5 separate regions of the Homo sapiens genome follow, and regions 1, 3, 4 and 5 are each linked to region 2. A link is an interaction called in ENCODE POLR2A ChIA-PET data of the cell type or tissue named here. Cell type or tissue: GM12878. All regions are shown on one strand. Each heading gives the region's core, and the rest is flanking DNA. Links, peaks and the distances in the headings are about the cores only. Region 1 has its middle 170 kb from the start of HMHB1. Region 2 overlaps ARHGAP26 (Rho GTPase activating protein 26). Region 3 overlaps ARHGAP26 (Rho GTPase activating protein 26). Region 4 overlaps ARHGAP26 (Rho GTPase activating protein 26). Region 5 overlaps ARHGAP26 (Rho GTPase activating protein 26).

Region 1 (4,824 bases), core at 242-4,241, 800 kb after region 2:
TGGTTTTCCAAATACTGCATTAGTTTAGAATATCAAAAATTTGGCAGTTCATGTGGGTGCATATGTTAATCCCATATAACAGAGCCACACTATATGCATAGCTAGTTGATACTGAGAACTGAGCTGCAAGTTAGAAACAACCACTAGAAGAATTTAGAAGAGAATTTGATCATCATTCAAAAGGATAATGATAGACAAGGGAGATCTATACAACCTGTTTATGGACATATACCAGGTTCCCAAAGATCTCTTTTTGCTTAGAGGATGAGTATAGAGGACCTAAAACCCACCAAGGGGACCATGAAGAAATACTACAGAATGACAGAAAGCAAAAATCATCCTAAAGTTTTGGAAGAACAGATTTCTGAAAAAGATTTTATGTAGAACTTAGAAAAAAATTTTAGAATATTATGTGACATCATTAATAGGATGCTAGAGGGTATGCTGTTAATGAAACAGGAGCAGAAAGTTATCAAGAGAATAAACCAAGATGAAAACAGGATGAAGTAAAAAGATAGTGAGCCGAGATGAAAAGGAAGCTGGATAATATAATTAAGAGTTGCAAGGAGACTAAAATTATAATAAGGTAATCAAAATTTTTACTGGAGACAGAAGAAAAGGCTTGTCTGTTCAGTATAAGAGGTGAATCACTAGGGTGAAGAACTCTCTTGGAAATACTCTCTGAGGATACAAGAGAAAAATATAAAGAGACAAAAGGATGAAAGAAAAGGTGGTATATAGGGAGAAGGAGGAGTTACAGAAATTCTTAAGGAGCAAGCTAGAACAATTGGAGCTGTGCATGAGGGTAAAAAATAATTTTGGGTGAAGGAAAAATGTTATAGGTGAGAGAAGAATGGATCAACATAATAGAAAATAATGGGTAATAGCAATAAGAAAGAGTTATTGGGCATTTACTATGTGGGCATTTGTCTAAATATTTTATTCATTAACACTCATAACCTTAGAAAATTATGATCTTCACTTTACAAATAAGGAAATTGACTCATGGAAAGCTTAGGTAACTTGCCTAAGGTCAAAGAAGCAAATAGCAGAGCGGGGACTCATTGCTAGGTAGTCTGGCTTCAGGCCAATGCTCTTAACCACCACCTTAGAATCATGAAAAAAGGACACATGTAGATAATATCAGCAAACATTTTAGTTACTCAGATGAAAAAAATCCAACAAAAATACTCAGGCAAAAATAAACAAAAACAAACAAAAGCAAGTCATTTACAAAATAACTAAAATTAAGCTGACCTAGCATTGCTGAAGTTTCAGGGAAAACAACTACACACAGCAAATCAGTTTGTAGTATTTGACACCTAGGAATTGCATTTCTAAGATTCCAGCTTAAGAAAATAGTCAATTATATATATATATATGTGTGTGTGTGTGTGTGTGTCTATATGCATATATATCTCATAAATACACATATACATATATACACATATATGTATATATGTATTTACACATATATATGATGTCTGTTATATATACATAGATACAACTTATGTAAAAATGGTATTTATCACTGTGATTTGTAATAGCAAAACTCCAGTGAGAAATACCATATAGATTTACATATAAAATATATAGTTAATAAATTATTATTGTTATATATAGTGAAATTATTATATAGTCATTTAAATTACGTTTTGGAAGACTTTTAATGACATGCAGAAAGTTCCCTGGTAACATGTTAAGACAGACACTTCATATAATTTGATCCCAATTTATATGATAAAAATATGTATTAGCAGTAGTTATTTCTGAGTGGTAATTTCAGGTGAATTTTTGTTTTACTCCCAAATTTTTCTGAATTTTATAAATTTTATTTAATAATGGTGAATAGCATTAAAATAGAAAAAAAAACAGTCTTTGTAAAAGATCAACAGCTAATGCTATCCTTACTAAGTAAGGAGAAGGCCCATGGTGATCAGTCAAGAACCTTTGACCCAGGAGGCTAAACACAGCTCTGCCCTCATTAGGTGGAGAAGCTTATGTCTGGTCCTTAATCTACATGGAGCTTCCACTCCTGAAAAATGGTTTCTCCTTCTGGGAAAATGGGAACTACTATCTTTTTCACTGTGGATTTTTCCCCTTCAAATAATCCAGTGAAAATAATATGAAAGTTATTTGTAATTTGTCAGCTCTATGCATGTGAAGCACTATATTTAGAAGATATTTGTCATTATTTGGGGAATTCCAGCACCCTCTGAACACACTGCCTGTGTTTAAAGAGTTTCTCACCTTCTGAATCTGCATTTCTCAAAGACAGACAGTGGAAATTCACTTTCTAAACATCTCTTACAGTAGGACCACAGGCAAGTGACCTAGGCTTGGTCAATCAGATGCTCCTATGTGAGACTTGGATTGGAAGCTAGTGACACAAAGAAGCAGGCACAGAGAGAAATTCCTTCCAGTGAGGCAGCTATGACTGAGGAGGCCAGCTTCCAGGCACAGCAGAGTGGGAGGGTCTAGGTAGGGCCTGTCAGCAAAACAGGTGACTAAGAATGTGCCTGACAATTAGAACAGTGAAGTGTCCGCTACAGTGGTCAAAAGCTTAATGGGGACTTTCTTTCCTCTTTATGTAGTCTCCATGCCCATGAATTACCCAACAATCTTAAATAAATACATCATTTTTTCTATTTAATAAATTAGTTAGAGTGGATTCTGTTGATTAGAGCTGAAAACCTGACTCAGACATAGGCCTTGGTCCCAGCAAATCTGGATTTGAGTTCTGCTTCAGCTCCCTATCAACAGAGTCACAAGTTCTTTCTAGGCCTCAGTTTCTGCATACAGCATCTTATTTAATGACCACAATAACCCTATAATCTTGGATCTGTCTTCTCCACTCATACTCAACTGAGACAATCCAAGCGCTTTACTTATTCTCAATTTAAAGTCATACTTACTAGCCTAACTGCCTCCCCTTCCATTTGCAAAAATGTGCAAGTTTACGCCATAGGGTTGCAATAAATCAGAATCCTAGAATTTGGGAGCTGAGTAGGATGTAAAAGATCTTCTAGCTCAACCATTCATCTGATATATGGGAATCAATATTGGGAACTTTTATGTTGACGATATATTTTCAAGCAACCCAAACAACTGAACTTCTCCTTGGCCTGCCACAAATGTGGAGCAAAAAGTGAAATTAACCAGTTGTTTTGTCTACATGTCACCTAGTTTGAGTGCTCCTTTGATAAATGAACTGAAGTGATTAGCAGTAGAGAAGCACACCCCAAACACCCATTCCCAAATATAGTAGACATAACAATCTTGTGGGTTATTTTCCTAAGAAAAGTTGGGCTGGTACTTTACGTCTGCCCTTGACTGACAAGGTGATACCTGACAGTTTGAACAGAATTGATAAAACCAAGCTTGGTGATAATACAAACCATATTATCCAGATTGTTCCTAATTGAACCTTTAAGCAGTTTCTCCAAAGTGAATTTTTGGCTAACTTTTCCAGAGTCTAGAAAGCCTCTACCCCAACTTTTCTTCGTGTATTTGGAAGTATATACTTCTCTGAATTATCCTTTGTGCTGGAAGCATTTCACACTAAGTGTAATACAGAGGCCCTGTCCCTCTCCTTACTTAAGAATTTTTACTGGGCTCTTATTTTCTGGTTGAAGGCTCCCAAGCAGTGACCACATCTTGCTTTTAGATCACCACGTTTTTTTCTTATTTCATGAATGTGGGTTGACACGGATGCCTCTTGGCACCATGCAAAGATGCTGACGGCAAAGAAATTTCTTTGCAGATGAAGGCCACAAGCTGGGCTCAGACTCAGAAACCCTCCAATGTTCAAATTCCGGCATCTGAGGAAGGCTGTTCTCGTCCATTTTTACCGTCTTTGGGGAACTGTACCATTGCTTTGAGGCAGAAGTTCTGAGGATGGGATTTTTGAATAAGCTCTTGCTATCTAGTGAACTATTGAGTTCCATCTTATGTGTTCTGCTATCTGTAGAAGTACCTTTGTGTGCTTGCATGCACACACACACACACACACACACACACACTGATTAAACTGTTCGTCTGCTGGTCCACAGAAATCCATTGAAATGTAGACAAGTTTGTTTTCTGTGACCTCTCCCCTCTCCTTCCTGCATTCTGACTTGACCCACAATCCTAAGTTGCACTCTCACACTACCCAGGTCTTTAGGGCCCTCATGTGCCCCTCTTACTCGCCAAATCAAGACCTTGTCTCAGTATTGAAAAGTCATGGCACCAAAACGTTCAGACTCCTCCTGTGAGCTCCTTAACTTCTTGTCACTCTTCCTTACCAGTCACCAGTGTCCTGCACACCTGATGTGTCTCTTCTTCTCCATAACTTCTCTGTTATCATGACTGATGACTTCAGCATCCACATGATGACCCACCTGACATTTTGGCTTCTCAGTTCATTAGGTTAAATGATCAATTCTCCACTTCACCTCAGCTACCCATCCACACAGCCACTTCTAGATGTTTCCATTACCAGAAACAGTACCACTTCTAAAATCTTTATTTAAAACTTTGAACTTGCTGGCCAGCCATCCAGTCCTTCCATGCTCATACTCCTCCAACAGTACTTTGCCCCATTGAGTTCTCTCTCCCAATATAACTACTGTTTTTTATAGCATATCCTACTATTCCTCTTTACCCAGCCCAAGTCCCATGATGCATCATCAGAATAATCACCTTTAAAATATCTTCACTTCTGTGCCCCACTCTCCTCATATCCTACTTGCCTAGAAAACCCCAACCACAATCGCACCCAAATAACCTATAAATGTATATTGGCTCCTATGAGGATAAATTTTACAGGAGAAAATTAGGCAA
Region 2 (4,824 bases), core at 509-4,508:
ATTAACTGGGAGGCCTGGGTGACCTACTCTGGCTTGCCATTGCAGCGTCTGTTTACACTCTTTACTTTGACCTTACTGTACTTGTTGCACTTCTGCAACCTTGCCCTGTTTCCTCTCATCTCTGGGGAACACTGTGTTCTTAAACATCACTTCCTTCAGAAAGCCTTTCCTGCTTCCCCCTCCTTACACCTTCCTCCTCCATGCTCCCTAAACTTGATGGGAGAACTCTCGCGTGTTAGGGAAGCATCATCCCCAGTGGGGCACTTATCAGTGTGTTGTCATCACCTGGTTATTTGTCTCATTCTCTGTGGGCCATACCTGTCTTCCCAGTTGTATCTCCTCAGTGCCAAGCACAGTGGCTGGAACAGAGTGACAAACATTTATTTATACGTGACATGAATGAGTAAACAAATGAATTACACCGGAATAGATTTCTGGACAATTCATTTTGCAAAAAGAGGAACTTTAGCTCCGCACTTTGGAGATGCCAGTGTCTTTGAGATGTTAAGGACTTTTTGTTTTGTTTTTGTTTTTTAATTCTTTAACTATGTTACAGGTTTAGCAATGCCTCCGATTCAGGAATTTGTTTAAAACCCCCCAGTGGCTTAGAGCTGCACATAGAATAAAATCTAAACTGTTTCTCATGGTCTACATGGTCAGCCATTGTTTACCTGACTTAACTAACCTCTCCGACTTCCCCTGACACGGCTGCCTCCCTGGCTTGTACGCTCCTGTGCTTATTCTTGTCCCCGTACAAAGCACATCCATTCTCGCTGTGAGGCCTTAGCAGCACCTGCTCCTGCTGCCTCAGAAGGTTCTTCCCTGATCCTTACATGCTATAGCCTGCCCTGACCCTTCTGTCCCCACACCCATCACTGTCTACCACATCACTCTGTGTTATTTCCCTAATAGTAGTAAGAGTTGACAACTCTTACTACTCTTACTACTGTTAACTCATCTCAGCTACTATTCTGGAGGAACACAAAGCACTCGGCTTTGGTGCTAACCCACTGGGAGTTGGCCTTATCTTGAACAGTTGCAAAACTCATCCACAGTTCATCATCTGCTGAAGAGTGGCTTGCAGATGATGAACTGGGAAACTCCATAGGTTTCCCTCTGAAATGTTCTTGCCCGGTATTTCACTCGTTTGTCTCTCCTCATGACACTAAGCTCCATGAGAGTAAGGCCTGTCCTGTCTTGTGTATCACAGGATTCTCAGCACTTAGGACAAGACCTGGCTCTGATGCTTCCTAAATATTTGTTAAGTGAATCCGTTTTAGTTTAAAAAAACAATAAAACTTGGTTTGTTGATAAGCTATGAACTCCTTTACCCAAACCCTGTCATTAACATGGAAGATGCACAAGATCATTTATTGTCTACTCTAGCTAATTGGCCTAGGAGATAATTCACATAACAATTGATTTTTATATACTCATAGCCCTGAAATTTCCTGGCTATAAAGACAAATCCCTTGCTCTATGTGTGTGGTGGCCTGGCCATGCCAGTTCTCTTAAGTAAACAGTCACTCTGTCGTTATCCACCCAATTCTCAAAATCAAGCCCCATGTAAATAGTCATCTCCATAAATCCTGTCAAGAAAATTAATTTTTAGGGTACAGTCATTGGTTTTATTGTAGTCCTCCTAATCCTGTGTGACATAGATCCTTTGGAAAGTTGGTGCTACCAGTTGGGAAGTGCCCCAGCAGGCCCCGTGGTTGTCTGGCTTTGTTGACTGTCTGAATGCAACACGTTGACAATGGGTTAGCTGCTTTGGTTTTAGGGTTATTCTCCTTATGCCTCATGCAAATGAAAAGTGGCAAAAAAAAAAAAAAAAAAGAAAAAAAAACCTCATTTCCTTTCCTAGATAAGGCCTGTAGGGGAATTTCGGCTGTTCTTGGTGGCAGTATAATCTCACAAAAGATGTATAAACACAGTGCTTTGCCAAATATTTACAGAGCTGAGGGGCAAGAGGTGGGTTGGCATAGGGCCAGATTAAAATGTCCTGGAAGGTTTTCTGTGATTCCTCAGAATGCCAAATTCATATACATGGTCTCCTCACCTGTGAAATGGGGCTAATGGTAGGACCTGCCTGCTGATCTTATCGTGGGGATTGAGGAGATAATGAGAGCCGTGTGCTCCGTGACCTGCCTGGTAATAAGCCTTCAGTAAATGTTAACTCTTAGTACTATTAGCTCATCTCAGCTACTATTCTGGAAGAACACAAAGCTCACAGCTTTGGTGCTAACCCACCGGGAGTTGGCCTTATCCTGAACAGTTGCAAAACTCACCCACAGTCCATCCTGTGCCGGGGAGCAGCTTGCAGGCAACTCATTTCTTGAGCTCTTCCCTGCCCACACGTACTGTGAGTTGCCAAGAAAGCAGCAGCTGCATTCACCAGTGGAAATTCCCCCGGGGCCTCCTCGGACGCCACCCCTACCTCTGGTTATGGGCGAAGGCGTACCAGGGGAATGGCTTCCTCCACCAACTCCTTAGTGTCTGATGTAGGTCTCTGACTACCAGTGTGAGTCCTGTGGCTCCTCAGCAGTGTCTCTGCGCCTGTCTCTGTCGTGCTCCTAAGCAGGCAGAGATGCTGGTGGAGAATATAGTAGAAGGGACTTGGGGAAGGACTCCATTTTCTTAAGTTTCAGTAGAAGTTTGGATAACCTGTAGTTTTTAAAGATTGATGCTCCTGCCTTCTTTCCTCTCCTCATGGTAACCAAATGGTTTGAAGTTCCCTTTGCCCCTGTTCAGAAACTCTGACCCTTGAATAAAGGGGTAAAGTATTTAGATTCTGAAAGTTTCATGGGGGAAAGGGGTTAAGGGAAAGCAGTGTATGTGTGCAAATGCTGACAGTCTGAATATTACATTATCTATTTCAACAAATAAACCTTGGACCAGATCAGGCTATCCAATACAGAGACAACATTGATCTTTCAGGAGGGATCTGCCAAGTCTGAAATGCCAGCTGTCCCTTCCTGCCCATTAGGGGGTAGAGAATGCCTCTTTTGGACTAGCTGAAATACTCATTACAAATATTCAGGCCTCCCCCTAACCTGAATTAATGTATTATTGCTTATCCTTTTGTCTCTCCCGTAAAAACATGTATAAGGAGCATTCCCTGGTGATTCCCTGAGGGTTATGGAGGGACATTTTACCTGCCAGAGTGTCTCCAGCATCACAGCTGGAGGTGCCGTGGGTGGGGGTCTGTGTGCCTGTGTGTGTGCAGCATGTGTGTATCTACTATATAAAAGCTCATTCATTCCCTTGCTATAATTCAGTGTTCAGACTCAGCTTGCTGACTGATGGACTGGGGGAAGCCAGTAATTCTTAATTCAGGAGAAGAGGCTAAGGGAGAACAAATCTACCCTCCTGTCTCTCATCGGCCCCCTTGTTCTGAAACACTGCAGTGGTTCAGAGAAGTCCCCTCTTAGAGCTTTCATTTCTTTTGGAGGGATGGTTTGAACCTAGACTGGATCTGCCCCATTTTTGCCTTAGCAAGTCTTGATGAGTTCATTGGACAGAGGCAACAAAATCCATATACTCAAGAGACTGAAAAAGGGGAGAGGAGGGAAGGAACGTGTGTGAGGCCAAATTGCCCCACTGGGGGTGGGATTATAAAGGAGTGCGACCTTTCTGGCAATACGTGTTGTAAGCCTTATGATGGGCTTATATTTTGACTCAGCCACTGCACCCCTAGTATTTATCAGAAGGAATTAATGAGAGGTCTATGCAACAGTGAGTGGATTTTTACCCCTGTATTATTTACTATAGTAAGAGAAATAATTTAAATGTCCAACAATACTGATGGTTGGGTAGTTTTCACACAGCCATGAACTACAATGCAACTACTGAAAATTATATTGCTGATAACTGTTTATTAATATGGGGATATTACATAACAAAACTACTTTGTTGAAGAAAACAGAGTGAAAAAGTATGTAAATTATGGTGTCATTTTAATGCACAAGATGAAATATGTATGGATACATATATACACAAAGAAAGGTTCTAAAATAGTCACTAATGTGTTAACTGTGGTACCTGGAGTAGGAGTACTGATAAGATTGGTTTGGTTTTGTCTTTTGCCTGTTGTTTTTTAACAATAAGTATGAAGTCTTTTTATAGCTAGAAACAACAAAGTTTCTTTCTGTATTAAGAAAAAATTTCTGCATTAAAAATATATGTTATGGGGCATCCCTCCTTTTTTTCTTTTACCAAAAACGAAGTAGAAAGAAAGTAAGCTGGCTCTGAATATTTGAATTAAGCAGAGCCCTGGAGTCCTCCTTGTTTATTTTTGCTTTTCCAAAAGCAAATTTTTCCAAAAGCAAAAAATGGCTGCACACACCCTAAGGCTATTTATTTCCTTCCTTAACTCCACTACTTTATCCGGTTCAGCAAGTATCAATCCTTGCCATTCTGTCAAGAGAGCACTTTCTGTTTACCAGACACGGTGCCCACCTCTTGATGTATGTTAACTCCTGCAGTCCACACAAACACCCTTTAGGGTAACTTTTACCCTCGTTTTCAAAAGAGGGGAGTGAGGCAGAGTTGTCACAAGGCTGGCGAGCAGAGGAGTGAAGCTTCCCAGCCACACTCTGCCTGCACTACCCCTCCCTTGCTTTCCCACTTGACCTTGCATCCCCGGTGGGAAGTTTCTCACTGAATGTCCTCTAGGCCTGTCTTCCTAAAGGAGCCATCCTATTTAAAGAGCCAGGATTTAGCTTCTCTGCAGAGATGAGGGCAGGGAGAGAAGTAAGAAGTTAAGAGGCCATGGCTCAGAAGGAAAAGGAGGGAGGAAAGCTATTGCAATGGCCCACCTGCCAC
Region 3 (4,824 bases), core at 416-4,415, 130 kb before region 2:
GTGTCTTAGGATGGGGAGGGAAAGAGGTCATGCAAAGCAGAGGTTTTTGATACATACTCTTCTGCAGGAAAAAGCCATTCAGGGAGTGCAAGATGGCAAAGACACAAATTAAAGTGGCAGACATTTTGGATACTGGGAAAATCACATTTTGTGAACTTTTCAGAAATTTGCTGTGATAGAACTCTATGGAATTTACTGTTCTGTAGCCCCAGAAATAAAATTATGCTCTTGGGCCAGGCGCGGTGGCTCATGCCTGTAATCCCAGCACTTTAGGAGGCCGAGGCGGGCGGATCTCGAGGTCAGGAGTTCAAGACCAGCCTGGCCAATATGGTGAAACCCCATTTCTACTAAAAATACAAAAATTAGCTGGGCATGGTGGCACATGCCTGTAATCCCAGCTACTTGGGAGGCTGAGGCAGGAGAATCGCTTGAACCCAGGAGGTGGAGGTTGCAGTGAGCCAAGACTGCGCCACTGCACTCCAGCCTGGTGACAGAGTGAGACTCTGTCTGAAAAAAAAAAAGAAAAAAAAATTATGCTCTTTAGGTTTTTCCTTGTTTGTTTCATGTGACAGGAAAGACTTCATTTTATTGCTCAGTGTCACCTGCAAACATCATACAGGTACTGTGCCTTTGAGAGCCACATGTTTCTGAGCTGGGGACCCTTTCCTCTCTCATAACCCAGTATGTGTCAGGGGAACACACGGAGAGCAGTAGATACCAGCTGGATTTGTGCCCCTACCTGGTGATGATAGGCTAAATCCTGAAGCCATTCATGAGTATTTGGCCTCTTTCTATTTGGATGAAAGTGGTTTCTTTCCCAGGAAATAGAAAATGTCTTCTGCCCACCTCTGACTTATTTTTTTTCCAGCTGAAAGGCTGTTGGTCCTGCAGGAGGAACAGCTTTCTTCATTGATGTCCCAGAATTATTCTTGGAGACTCTTCAGAAAGATGCAGTCTGGTGGCTGCCTCCCTTTACCTGGTGCATCATTTAGATCTCTTTGCATTGTAAAAAGACGGAAATCCTGACCTCACCTGGCTTAAGGGGAAAAAGGAATTTACTGGCTCATATGATAAGAAGGAGAGGCAAATACAAGGGTTCAGGATCCACCATTTCTGCTTATCTTGTCTCTGGGTTGTCGGACTTTCAGGCTCTGTGTGGTGGCACCTGGCAGTTACATAACCTCCTAGTGCAAGCCCAGCAAACAGCAAATATCTGTTCGTGAGTCCTGGAGAGTTACTCTGATTGGGCAGGCTTAGGTCTTGGGCCATCCCTCATCCAGGCACTGAGTCCAGAGAGTTGATATACTTTTGGCCAGTCTGTCCTGAATCTCATTCTCCACCCCTGGAAAAAGTAAGAAAAGGGTTGCTCTCCAACTCAAAATGAGGTGCTATGCAGAAAAAAAAAGGACTGGGAGCTGGTGGCAAAGAACTAGTCTTTAGCCAGTATGAGGGAGCTGGATTCTCCCTCCTGTGCACTGAAAAAGACTCTGTGACCCTCCCACCAGTATGTGTATGACCTGGCCTGCCTCACCAGGGACAGGATGGGGATCTGTGAAGCAATTACACTCCCCAACCTCTGCCTCTTCTTCTCACCTCCTTGTGTGCTACTCAGGAAGATTATAAGAATTATCTCTCCTGTTCTTTTATCATACATGCTTGTTTAAAATATACTGATTTGTTTAAAAGTCCATGCAAGAAGAGACAAAAGAAATTGTCAGAGCTGATATGGTGGTTCTCATTGCACATTTGAGCTTAAAGCAATTTTTTTAAAAATACAAAAGTAATGGAATAAAATCATACCACAGTCCACCACTTTAACCCAACCACTAATTTAGAGTATTTCCTTTCAGCCTTGTTCATATAAAAAGTTCATAGAAAAAGTTTCTCATAGACATATCTTGTTTTTTTTTATTTGACATTATATAATGCAGGCATTTTCCATGTTGCTTTACAGTCATCGTTGTCATATAAATCGGCGAGGTAATATTCCATCAGGTAGACATACGGTAATTCACTTAATCATTCTTCTATCGTTGGACATTTAGGTTGTCTCCTTTTTTTGTTGTTTTTTCTGCTTTTGCAAAGAAGAGTGTGTGCTGAACGTTTCTGGGGTCTGTAACTTTTCTCGTGCCTTATCTTATTTTCTGAGGATAGACTGTGAGAAATGAGATTACTGGTTCAAAGGGTATAAACGTTTTTAAGACTTTGATACATATTACCAAATTGCTTCTCAAAACTCTTGCATTTGTCTCTCCTGCTGCCAGCAGGATAGGAGAGGATCAGTTTCACTGCATTCTTGCCAGCAAGAGATATTGGAATTTTTAGACATTTTCCTAATTTAATAGGTAAAAAAAATACTTGTCATTTTTGTTTTACTTTGCATTTCTCTAGTTACTAGCAAGATTGGATGCCTTTATGTGTGCTTATTTATTAGTTCCATTTTATGCTGTGCTTTATGTATTGTCTTTTCTTCATTTTAGACCCCAAGACTGCTTCTGAGACAGAAACAGATATCTGTGCTGAATGGGAGATAAAGACCATCACTAGTGCTCTGAAGACCTACCTAAGGTAGGGACTTTCCATTTGCAAGGCAGAGTGCCAGCTAGTTATCATGCAATCAGGAAGAAAGCAGTTTTATTTTCAGACTCCGGAGAGCTGTCGGGTGGGTGTTTGAGATGTGGAAACAGCTTCTGTGTGGGTGCGTTTAGCTCAGCTGGTCAAACCAATCGTAAATCATCCATAGTTGATGGGTTGCCTTTGTGCAGTGACACCCTGAGTGATTTAGGAAACTTTGTTCTATATGAGAAGTATTGTGATAATTAGCCATGAACAGAACCTAAAATGGGGTCTTCCCCGAAGTCCCTGAATAATCTGTTAAGAACACAAGGAATCATGAATCATCTTCTGTTAAGAATGCATGATTACATACCTCATGTATTTTGATAGTTTCATACTTTACACAGAGTACATTGCTGACAATGGTTCTTAAAAATGAGAACTTAATGGAACTCCTTTTTGACTCCTTCCCTTACACTGGACAATATTATTTCTCTGCAGAGACTATTTTCCTTGTATCATTTATATATGATACTACTGTACCCTCTCTATGCCTCCTTTCATTATTAAAGGTTGGGTTATTGACCAGCTGCCTGCATCTTAGTTTCATGAATAGACCAAAATATTTATGCTGGACTTGAAGGACAGGAATACCATAGTTCTTACCAAAAAAGGTGGGACCTAGTCTTAAAAGGAGAGGGGAATGGTCATCAGAAATAGCATAAGTCTCTGTGCAGATTTTTTGAAGATGGAATTGGCTGGAAAGCAAAGGAAGGAGGCCACAGAAAAGGAATTGCTGATGTAGATTTTATTGGCTATTGGGTAATTAGAGTCAAGAGTAAGATATAATGTAAGTGTTAACTAAAACTAGGAGTCGAATTAAGGGACCCAATGAGAATAAAATCTGAGCCAAGAATAATGTATAGTCCTATTGAGAAGTTTCTTATTTGAACTATCAGGAAAAAACCCTCAAGTTTATGGTTAAACATACTCATACCCCAGCAGGTAAAATTTGTTTATATCATACCTAATGTTAGGGGTTCTAGCATTCTGGAGCAATACTCCATAGTGAATTCACCACCACAACACCTACAAAAATCTTTTATAGTGTTTCTAGATGAATTGATTCTAACAACAAGCCGCTGGGAAGATCAAGACTTGCAAATATGTAGTTAGTTGCCTGTTTCTCAGACACATCTTAAAATGCTGTTGTTGATAGATGAGTCACTGACTGAAAAGGAAATCTCTTAGTTTGTGTTAGACTCTTGCATTAGCACTATTTTAGTGTTGACAATGAAACATAGTTGTGTCTATTCATTTAAGAAAGAGAGAGAATAAACATTTTGGGTGAAATCTCAGAACGCTTGCAATAGGGAAACTACATTGTTATTGTTTCCCTGTGATCTTTGTCTTCGAGAAATGTATTACAGTTTGTCAGTCTCTAGGCTGCTATTTAGAGAGAATATGATTATTCTTATTATTAAGCTGACTAGCCTATCTCCTTTTCCTCCAGAATGCTTCCAGGACCACTCATGATGTACCAGTTTCAAAGAAGTTTCATCAAAGCAGCAAGTAAGTCTTTTTTGTCTCAGTTTTAAGGGGAAGAGAATAGATTTTTCTATTTCAAAGAAGAGTCAGTATCCCAAAATAAATATTACCTAACCCTTCGTATTCTGCACATAAACTGGCCACATAACATACTCATGAGATTCTAACACGGAATAAAAAGGAAACAAATAGGGATTGCTAAGGGCCTTTCTACCACATTGAATTTACAGCAGAGGACAGAAACTTCAGAAGTCTTTTTTTTTTTTTTTTTTTTTTTTGAGGGGAGGAGGATGTTGGAGGGATAGAGAAAAACAAGTTTGCCTTTCTAGTTTTGATTATTGGAGTTCTAACTTCTTAGGTTTTTTCCAGCCTTTGAGTAGCATTTTGCAGAATGAATCAGACATTGCACATTACCTAAATTGAGCATTGGAAATGTTTCCCTGAATATGACACCATTTATATAACTTCACAGTCCTCTTTTCCATTATGTCTTCCATTTACAGCTTCTGATCATTCTTCAACTACATCATCCAGGTCCTGGTGTCATATTACTGGTATTAAAATACATAGGGATTAGGTGCAAGCTACTCTAAGTATACTGGAATCTCTGGCTACATGGGTCAGGCCTCTTGTAAAGGGGCAGAAAGATTCTCTATCAGATTTAAATCCAGCATGAATCTTCACAGTATTATTATGTCGATAACTTGTGTCTCTCCCGGG
Region 4 (4,824 bases), core at 584-4,583, 87 kb before region 2:
AAAGGAATAGCACTTGAATATAAAATTTTCTTTTTAATTCTCAGCAAGGCATGGTACCTCTGTATAGAAGGATGTGCCCTTACAGATGGAACAATGGTGAGCACACACTTGGACAAGGGAGGGGAAAGCCTTCTTATCCCTGACACGTGTGGCCCCTGCTGCTATGTCATTCCCCTATTGGCTAGGGTTAGACAGCACAGGCTAAACTAATTCCAATTGGCTAATTTAAAGAGAGTGATGGGGTGAGTGGTTTGGGGGGAAAATGGCTATGACAGAGCAGGTAATCAGAATGAGTCAGGGTGGAGCAGGTAATGGGAATGAGTCGGGGTGGAGCAGGTAATCGGAATGAGTCAGGGTGGAGTAGGTAATCAAAAAAGGTTGCTTTAAGAGGAAGTTAAGTTTAAAAGTAGAAGGCAAAGAATTGAACATACTGACATACTGATTATTTGAAAAGAAATTTAGAATTTATATCTAACAATAAATAGACTCATGTCTCTTGGTTTTAATTCTGTGAAAGGAAATTGTACCATATCACCTGGACTTTTGACTTATGGGTTCTAAGATAATATATTCTTACATATATACATTCATTTTAGATATATTCATATATTCATTATATATTACTATATAATATATATGTATAAAAACATATATACACAGTCACATACAATTTTTTTATTGAGGTGAAATTCACTTAACATAAATTAGCCATTTTAAAGTATACAATTCAATGGGATTTAGTACATTGACAGTATTATGCAACCATTCCCTCTAAGTCAAAACATTTTCATCACTCCCAAATGAAACCCTGTTCAAGATACTATATTCTTAACTCAGCAGTTCTAAACCTTTTTGTCTCAGCACCTCTTTACGCTCTTAAAATTTATTAAGGACTTCAACAGCCTTTGTCTATGTGGATTCTATCTGTTTATGTTTTACAGTATTGGAAATTAAAACTAAAACAATTTTAAAGCTTTATTTATGAATTTATTAAATGACATTTTACATTTTTGTAAATCTCCTTAATGTCTGACTTAATGGAAGATGACTGGATAAATCATATCTTCTTTTTTTCTCAGGCTGGAGTGTTGTGCTGCAATCTTGGCTCACTGCAACCTCCACCTCCCAGCTGGGTTCAAGCAGTTGTCATGCCTCAGCCTCCTGGGTAGCAGGGATTACAGGCACCCGCCACCATGCCCAGCTAATTTTTGTATTTTTGGTAGAGATGGGGTTTCACCATGTTGGCCAGGCTGTCTCAAACTCCTGACCTCAGGTGATCCACCTGCCTCAGCCTCCCAAAGTGCTGGGATTATAGGCATGAGCCACTGCTCCAGGCCTCATATCTTCTTCTTCACTCAATCTATTGTCATACAAAAATCAGTCCTAGCATATGCATATAGTCGGAAAAGGAAGAAATATTTTTAGTAGCCTTTTCAGATAATTTTGGATATTCTTTTTTTAAAACTCTACCAACATTCAACAAGTGGTAATTTTTTAAAAAAATTATTACAATGTGAAAAAATAAAATCATGTTAGTGAATTGTTCACATGCAGTTACATTAAGATCTATTGACCTACCTTGTACTTTGAGTGGATCTTTTACTTATGCATGATTTTTTCTTAGCCTACATTGCTCATTTAGAAAATATTAGTAAACTGCGTTATGCAGATCTTCCAATGCAAACATATTACATCATATAACATCAAAAAATTACATTTGTTAATATCACCACTTATTTTAAAAAGTCATTAAATATTGGGAAGTTGTCATGCTCGTGGTGCAGATCCAGATTTTCTAAAATTATGACGTTTTCTTGAAAGCATAAATTTTATCATTGCAACAAATATTACTGTTTTCCTTAAAGTAGACACTCACTTGGTTCATTTCTGAGAAAGTGTCTGCCAAATACCCAAGTGTCAGTAACCATATTTTGTCTGTCAGTTATTCTTTTACGTTTACATGGTGTTTCATGAAAAAAGAGGTTCAGCTTGCAACTCAGTCGCACAACTGCTTTCCCTCAAGTCAACTTCAGTATGCAGCAGAGGTGCTTTATGCACCTTTCCTCCTTCGTTATTATATAAAAGGTGTGCTAAAGGGTCAGGATTAAATAAAATTAATAATTTTGCTCATTTATCAAGTAAAGCTAGGCTTTTTTTTTTTTTAATCTGTGAGTGTGTAGCAGTGAAGAATACAATGACTATTGGTATAACTTGGTACCACTGTCTAGATTCATGCGAAGCATCACAGTTCAACTTATCTTTTTTTTGCATCTCATGGAACCCCTGAAGGGTGTTGGAAACCTCCCCGTAGTTAATGGACCAACAGAGAACCACTGTCCTAAAGAAAATAAAAATCACAAAATAGCTTTGTATGGCCTAGAGAACATAATATCCTCATTCTAGCCACCTCTTAAAAGAAGCATGTCTGGGCCGGGTGCGGTGGCTCACGCCTGTAATCCCAGCACTTTGGGAGGCCAAGGCAGATGGATCACATGTATCTCCATTTTCTGGACTCAAATACAGACCATGCGCGGTGGCTCATGCGTGTAATCACAGCTCTTTGGGAGACCAATGCGGGAGGATCTTTTAAGGTCAGGAGTTTGAGACCAGCCTGGCCGACATGGCGAAACCCCGTCTCTACTAAAAATACAAAAATTAGCTGGGCATGGTGGTGCGTGCCTGTAATCTGGGGTGGGGCAGGGGAGGCGGCTGAGGCAGGAGGACCGCTTGAACCTGGGACGTGGAGGTTGCAGTGAGCCGAGATTGTACCACTGTACTCTGCACTCCAGCCTGGGCAACAGAGAGAGACTCCGTCTCAAAAAAAAGAAAAAAAAAAAAAAAAAAAAAAAGAGCATATCTGACTGTAAAGTACAAATCAGAGGGAAATTCCCTGTGAGTACATTCAGGTAACTTTACCTAATTCTATAGAAGTCGTCATTTACCTTCCTGAGAATTTGACAAATTCTGTTGAAGCAGAGCTAATGTGAAAATTGCCTTATGCAATGGCCGGGCGCGGTGGCTCACGCCTGTAATCCCAGCACTTTGGGAGGTCGAGGCGGGTGGATCATGAGGTCAAGAGATTGAGACCACCCTGGCTAACACGGTGAAACCCCGTCTCTACTAAAAATACAAAAAAAATTAGCTGGATGTGGTGGCAGGCACCTTTAGTCCCAGCTACTCGGGAGGCTGAGGCAGGAGAATGGCATGAACCTGGGAGGCGGAGCTTGCAGTGAGCCAAGATTGCGCCACTGCATGCCAGCCTGGGTGACAGAACGAGACTCCAACTCAAAAAAAAAAAAAAAAGAAAATTACCCCACGCAACCTACTGATGTCTAAGATTTTTTAATTCAGATGTCTCTGACATATTTCATTTGGTGACAACGTTCAGTGGGACATATTTTGTATTGGTTGTAAAAGTCTGGAGGTTTTTTTAATGAATTATTTGTAGAATTCCAATTTTTAAAAAGTTGTAGTTCTGCCTTGGAATCTTCTCAGAATTCCATACAGTTTTTACTATACAGAAGAACTCTTCCTTTATAATAGCGCTGCCTCAATTTTGTTCTACTTGAGAACCTAATTAAATAATTTGGAGTTTCAAGCTTAGAATTCTCATTTTAAGCCTCCTTTAAATTCTTGTTCTACAGCTGTGCTTGACATATTTGACCATAAGTTCTAATGTTAGGGTTCAGACCATGTATTCTTCTTTAATATTTACATTGGATAGCATAACTGTTAAATGGTATTTTAAAAAGCCAATTCCTTCTAAGCATACAATTCCGCAATGTCATTTTAACAATAACGTAGGTGATTTTTTTAATTTTTAAATTAAATTTTGTTATATTTTGTACAAGTATGTTACTCTTAATGGTGAATTCAAGTTTGACTTAAAACCAGTTCTTGGGAATAATTAGTATGGGAAGTTTAATTGACAGTAAGGTCAGCATGAAACAACAGATTGATCAATCTACCCTCAAAAGCTAGTGTAATTTTAATCTACATTAGCTGAATTATTTTATCTAGAAAAGAGAAAGACCAATTCTTTATAATATTATCAACAGTGGGTAGACATGATAGGAAAACAATATTCAGCCCATAATATTGCAAAGAGAAAAAAACATGAAGATTGGACTTGAATCATGGATCTGTTCTTTCTTAGCTAGGTGACAACCTTGCTAAGTATTCAATTCCTCCGAGCCTCAGTTTTTTCATCTTTCAAATTGGAGTAATAACTTCTCCCTCATAGAAAATGAATTTAATAGTATAACACATATTAAGAAATTAACACATTGCCTTAAACTTGATGAACATTCAATAAATAGGGTTAGTGTTAAAGTATAACTTTAAAAATATTTTTTAAACATGACTTTGTGAAAGTATAGTATAGAATAAACACGTCAAAGGTCTATGAGGCTACCAGTAGAAATAGAAAGTGGCTTCAAAAGAGGACAGCAGAGGCTTGTTTATATGTCCAATGAAAGACACAATGCTGAAAAAAGGTCACAAAGTTTGATTTAAAACTGGTTAATGTTCTGTAGGGCAATAAAACCTCAACTTTTGAGATTATCTTTTCTGCTGGACAGAAGTTATTTGCATCTCTACCAGACAAAAATAATTTGCAAACATACCAATTTTAACTTAGTTTGATATCTATCTTTGCAGAAGCTGAGTCTTCATTCATAGTAAATAGCGTAAGTTAAGCAAAACTTACATATCCCTAAAAAATTATATTCCCAGAAAGTAAGGACCTAAGCTGACAACATAGCTGCCCTGGGCAGGTGGGGGGCACAGGTAGAGGAATATAGAATTGCCAGTGTTGGTTAACTT
Region 5 (4,824 bases), core at 320-4,319, 110 kb before region 2:
CGGGAGAAAGAAGATGATAGAGCTGGTTTTAGGGTATGGGAAATTGGGGCAGTTGTTGAAACCAAAATAAGTCATTCTTGCTGACTAGATGGGGCTTTCTTCATAGTTTTGTTATTGGCAAGCAAAACCCTGAGGGCTGGATGCTGAAAACATAGCACACACAGCTCTTGTCCACTTGGGAGATTTCTGTGTGTGCATGTGTTTATTTTTGCCTTGCTTGTGTTTGCTTAGCAGTTTGTGTGCATTTGGCCCAAAGGGCTGAGCATCTCTCCCTTCCTAGCAGAAGATGAGCCAGCACAGGGGCAGCTGGGAGAAAGAGCTGTTCATATCTGGTTTCAGGTCCTACCTTATTGCAAGTCTCACACTTCCCTGTGAATATCAGGGCTCTTCGTGATTCAAATGCTCTGTGGGGTGGTGCACCTGTTTGAAGGAACAAGCCACGTAGGGCTGATTTCCATGGAGGTTACCTCCCCCTCCCCCTCCTCTGCCCCTCCCCCTCCCGCTTCTGCTTCTTGGTGTCGCAAGGCTGATTTCATCTCCGATGCAGCTGTCTTTGCTAGAGTTTAATAACTCTTAATTTCCTGGAGGGGGATGGCGCGTTATATCATGAAGACTCATCTTTGTCTGCGTGGTCTGGAAATTTCCACTCATCTTTGTGATCTTTGAGATGTTTCCCTTTGTGGGGGAGTCTGACTTTCCTTCTGTTTTACTCAGTTTGACTGCCCTCTCAGATGTCATTCCCAGATTAAACATGACCATCCACTGTGAAAACGGCCCTCTTGACCTTCCAGTTTCCCCCTGGGAGCAGTCTTCACATGGATTTCCTTTCCCGAGTTACTGAAATCTGTATTGAAGTATTAATCTATACTCTAAAGAAGGTCATGCCTATATTCAGCTTCATTCTGTTTTGGTAGATATTTTTTCACTTTTGCAGTTTCAGTCCAAGAAAGGGCTTGAACAAAAGTTCAGGGGGTTTGAATTTTGGTATCAGTCTTTTCTGCTTCCACACATACACAGGAAAGTTTTTCTTCCAGCAGTTTAGCATCCTGATTTATTTCGTGTTTCCAATTTGGTATTATAAGTCACTATTCTTGATTCTCTTCAGTAGGCGGTAAAGGAACACAAAATGTTGGGTCTTGTTGGTGTATTGCAAGCAGGTCTTGCTATGTACTTGGAGATGCCTAGAATTGGGTAGAATAGGGTCACTATTTTATTAAAGTCAGATATTCCATGAGAAAATGGGGCACCCTAGGCCTCAAAAATCAGTTTGTATATTAGTTCTTTGGCTGTAAGCAACAGATGTCAACTGTGGTTAATTTAAAACATAAAAACAGGGTCCAAGAGCAGTGGCTCATGCCTGTAATTCCAGCACTTGGGGAGGCCAAAGCAGGCAGATCACTTGAGGCCGGGAGTTCGAGACCAGCCTGGCCAACATGGTGAAACCCCATCTCTACTAAAAATACAAAAATTACCTGGGTGTGGTGGCATTTGCCTGTAGTCCCAGCTACTTGGGAGGCTGAGGTACGAGAATCGCTTGAGCCCAGGGAGGCAGAGGTTGCAGTGAGCCAAGACCATGCCACTACACTTCAGCCTGGGTGAGAGAGCAACACCTTGTCTCAAGAAATAAAATAAAAAATAAAAGGAATAAAATTTATTGAAAGGCTCCTGGGTCAATCACGTAATGGAAAGTAGAATTGAACCATCAGACATCGCAAAGCAACCTCAAGGGCGCTTGTGGTACCTGGCATCCTACTACATTTCTCTAGGCCATTTCTTCTCTTCTAGATGATCATCTCAGATGTTGCTTTTCATTCCACAGAGAAAATAGATACAATCAGAAGAGAACTTCTGCAAGCTACCACCACAATATCCACACCTGTGCCTATGTTTCTGCCATCTCTCCTGTGCGACAGGGGAACCCAGTGCTCCTACCTAAAGGCATTCCCTTTCCTGGGACACTAGAGCCGATTGACTCCCCGTTGGATCTGTAAGGACTTGGGTGCTTGAGTAGTTTCTCCCTCTTTCTTCTACGCCATTAACTTTTCTGTCTCTACTAAATCTTTCCCATCAGCACATAAGCATGTTGTAATTTATGCAATCCTTTGAAACATGAGAAAGGAAAAAGCAACAACTACAAAGAATCTTTCTCAATCCCATATCCCCTTTTAGGTACTATCCCATTTTTCTGTGCTTTTCCCAGAAGAACTCAAATAGTTGTCTGTGCTTGCTGTTCCCAAATCCTCTCTTCCCACTCATTCTTTCTTGAACCTCAGGCTTTTTATGCACACTAGTCCACTGAAATGCCTCATTATCAGTATTGCTGATGACCTCATGTTGCTGAATCAATTTCAGTGTTCCCTTCCTTAATTGCTCTGAAGGATTTAACACAGATTCCCACTCTCTCCTCCTTGATAAGCTTTCTTCACTTGGCTTCCAGGACACCATACTCTCCTGGTTTTCCTCCTGCCTCCTTGACTTCTGCTTCTCAGTCCTGTTTGCTATGCCCCAGGACTCTGTCCTTCAGGCCTCAGACCTCATCTCCCCTCCTGCCATCCTCTCTCCTTCCCAATGAGGTCTTCCTCGATTGTTTTAAGATTGCAGTCTCCAGCTCCTTCACTCCCTACCTACTAGAATTGCTTAATTTTTTCCCATAACCATGTCAGTATCTAATATACTATATATTTGATTTGTTTACTCGTTGTTTTCTTCTCCCCGAAATGTAAGCTCCACGAGGTTGGCAATTGCTGTCTGCTCTACACTACTGTATCCTTAGCAACTAGATCAGTGCCTGCACTGCTCAATAAATATTTGTTGAATAAGTGAATGAGTGGAAAATATCCAGGTAACTCATGGGTAGCCCTTTTCAAGCACTACCTTTATGATGTCTCAGTTCCAACTACCTTTGTCCCCTTGTGAATCTGCTGCAGGTTAACATTCCTAGTAAAAAGAGTTATAATGGTCTCTCCTGGGTAAGGTCCCCACATCTGTACTAAGGCGGTAGTTGGGGACTCACCTGTCTTTCTTGATAGGACCACATGTAATGGGAGAAAGACATCCAACTGGAAATTTTCCAAGGAAAAATTGGATGCCATCATTCAAAAGATGCCAAACAAGTAAAAATGTCAGCTGTTTATAGGAGTTGTGCTTGCTGAAATTCAGTTTTTTGCCTTAGAGAATTCCTGTTTTATATTAGAAGTTTCAGGTCTTGTTACAAATTTTAACTCTGTGATGGATCTTGTAAGTGCCTCAATAGCCCTATTATGCATCATTATGTGGAAGATAAGACCATCATCATAATAAATACAAAACAGCAAACAGCATTCAGATATTTTCCTAATACTTGGTTACACAGCTTGGTTCCCCAGAAGCCTGATTCTGTTTTTTTGGGAGCTAGCACTTCCCAAAGGCCTGGGCTCCCTTCACAGCATGTCTTCAGATGTCCCCTGGGCCCAGAATTGTCTCCAGTGGTGTTTGGTGGAGTGCCGATGGTAGCTTCTTGGTTCACCAGTCCTCAGAATCCAGCACATTTAAACCTGTTTTTTTTAAGTCACCAGGCAAATGTGGGGGGGTTCCCATGTCAAATATGTCTCTCAGGCTAGGTGGTTAGTCAGGTTTTCTTGTTCTCTGTATTAAAAGATAATCTTGCCATTTTGCTACTTTAAGAACTACATTTCCCTTCATAATAGAACTGCCACTTAAACTGCTTTGCATGCTACCTAGTTATGAGCTTCCCTTCCAAATGTTGTCTGTCCTACAAGGTCATTCTCCCCAGCCCTAACCAGATTGTTAATGAAGCAAAGAACACTGGCAAACATGTAGATTATCCCTTCTTTGTTATGTTATTAATATATAGTGACTCTTGACATAAATAGGCACATACCTACGCATAAATTTAACTAAGACGATTGAAAACTTCTACAAGAGAAACTACAAAACACTGATGACAGAAATTGAAGAGAATACAAACAAATGGAAAGACACCCCATGCTCATGGATCAGAAAAATTTATATTGTTAACAGGACAGCACTACCCAAAGCAATCTACAGATTCAGTGCAATCCCTATCGAAATACCAAGGACAGGCCAGGTGAAGGGGCTTATGCCTATAATCCCAGCACTTTGGGAGGCCGAGATGGATGGATCACCTGAGGTCAGGAGTTCCAGACCGGCCTGGCTAATATGGTGAAGCTCCATTTCTACTAAAAATACAAAAATTAGCCGGGCATGGTGGTGTGCACCTGTAGTCCCAGCTACTCTTGGGAGGCTGAGGCAGGAGAATCACTTAAACTGGGGACGCGGAGGTTGCAGTGAGCCAAGATTGTGCCACTGCACTCCAGCCTGGGTGACAGATCTTGACACTATCGCAGAAAAAAAAACAACAAAAAAACAGGGACATTCTTCACAAACATAGAAATAAAAAGTCCTAAAACTTATATGGGACCACAAAAGACCGTGAATAGCAAAAGCAGTCCTAAGAAAGAACAAAGCTAGTGGTATCACACTACCCAACCTCAAAATATACTACAAAGCTGTAGTAACCAAAGCGGCATGGTACTGGCATAAAAGCAGGCCTATAGACCAATGGAACAGAATAGAGAACCCCTAAATTAATCTGAATAGCAAAAGCAGTCCTGAGAAAGAACAAAGCTAGAGGTATCACACTACCTGACCTCAAAATATACTACGAAGCTGTAGTAACCAAAGCAGCATGGTACTGGCATAAAAGCAGGCCCATAGACCAATGGAACAGAATAGAGAATCCATAAATGAATCTACACATCTCCAGCCAGTTTATTTTTGACAAAGGTGCCAAGAATACTTACT

The links. ChIA-PET counts read pairs that join two places held together with the same protein. Peaks named below come from ENCODE experiments on the same cell type or tissue, not always from the same donor. Only the 100,000 strongest peaks of a DNase experiment are listed, where the experiment ranks them.
Region 1: POLR2A ChIA-PET joins it to region 2 with 5 read pairs; 1 of 35 experiments calls an interaction of 5 or more read pairs at or near these places.
Region 3: POLR2A ChIA-PET joins it to region 2 with 6 read pairs; 4 of 35 experiments call an interaction of 5 or more read pairs at or near these places.
Region 4: POLR2A ChIA-PET joins it to region 2 with 5 read pairs; 4 of 35 experiments call an interaction of 5 or more read pairs at or near these places.
Region 5: POLR2A ChIA-PET joins it to region 2 with 7 read pairs; 5 of 35 experiments call an interaction of 5 or more read pairs at or near these places.

The regions. Positions count from the first base shown.
Region 1 is chr5:143,977,002-143,981,825 of GRCh38, forward strand. No RefSeq gene overlaps it. Among named protein-coding and RNA genes, the nearest start is that of HMHB1, 170 kb to the left of the region's middle. In GM12878, for the core only: no CTCF peak of the experiment used is centred there; a DNase peak (open chromatin) is centred at 2,225; H3K27ac peaks cover 494 bases.
Region 2 is chr5:143,181,256-143,186,079 of GRCh38, forward strand. The region is part of intron 20 of ARHGAP26 (Rho GTPase activating protein 26); the gene reads left to right. Among named protein-coding and RNA genes, the nearest start is that of ARHGAP26-IT1, 8.8 kb to the right of the region's middle. RefSeq lists enhancers at 2,078-2,237, 2,558-2,607. In GM12878, for the core only: a CTCF peak has its summit at 1,912; DNase peaks (open chromatin) are centred at 1,796 and 2,276; H3K4me3 peaks cover 1,155 bases; H3K27ac peaks cover 3,108 bases.
Region 3 is chr5:143,051,959-143,056,782 of GRCh38, forward strand. It overlaps ARHGAP26 (Rho GTPase activating protein 26), which reads left to right. Exons shown (of 23, transcript NM_001135608.3): 15 at 2,481-2,568; 16 at 4,070-4,128. It overlaps LOC124901097 (a long non-coding RNA gene), which reads right to left. Exons shown (of 2, transcript XR_007058979.1): 2 at 1,895-2,155. Among named protein-coding and RNA genes, the nearest start is that of ARHGAP26-IT1, 140 kb to the right of the region's middle. RefSeq lists an enhancer at 2,514-2,563. In GM12878, for the core only: no CTCF peak of the experiment used is centred there; a DNase peak (open chromatin) is centred at 2,683; H3K4me3 peaks cover 2,379 bases; H3K27ac peaks cover 3,382 bases.
Region 4 is chr5:143,094,535-143,099,358 of GRCh38, forward strand. The region is part of intron 17 of ARHGAP26 (Rho GTPase activating protein 26); the gene reads left to right. Among named protein-coding and RNA genes, the nearest start is that of ARHGAP26-IT1, 96 kb to the right of the region's middle. RefSeq lists an enhancer at 1-308. In GM12878, for the core only: no CTCF peak of the experiment used is centred there; no DNase peak of the experiment used is centred there.
Region 5 is chr5:143,066,547-143,071,370 of GRCh38, forward strand. The region is part of intron 17 of ARHGAP26 (Rho GTPase activating protein 26); the gene reads left to right. Among named protein-coding and RNA genes, the nearest start is that of ARHGAP26-IT1, 120 kb to the right of the region's middle. In GM12878, for the core only: no CTCF peak of the experiment used is centred there; no DNase peak of the experiment used is centred there; H3K4me3 peaks cover 320 bases; H3K27ac peaks cover 1,329 bases.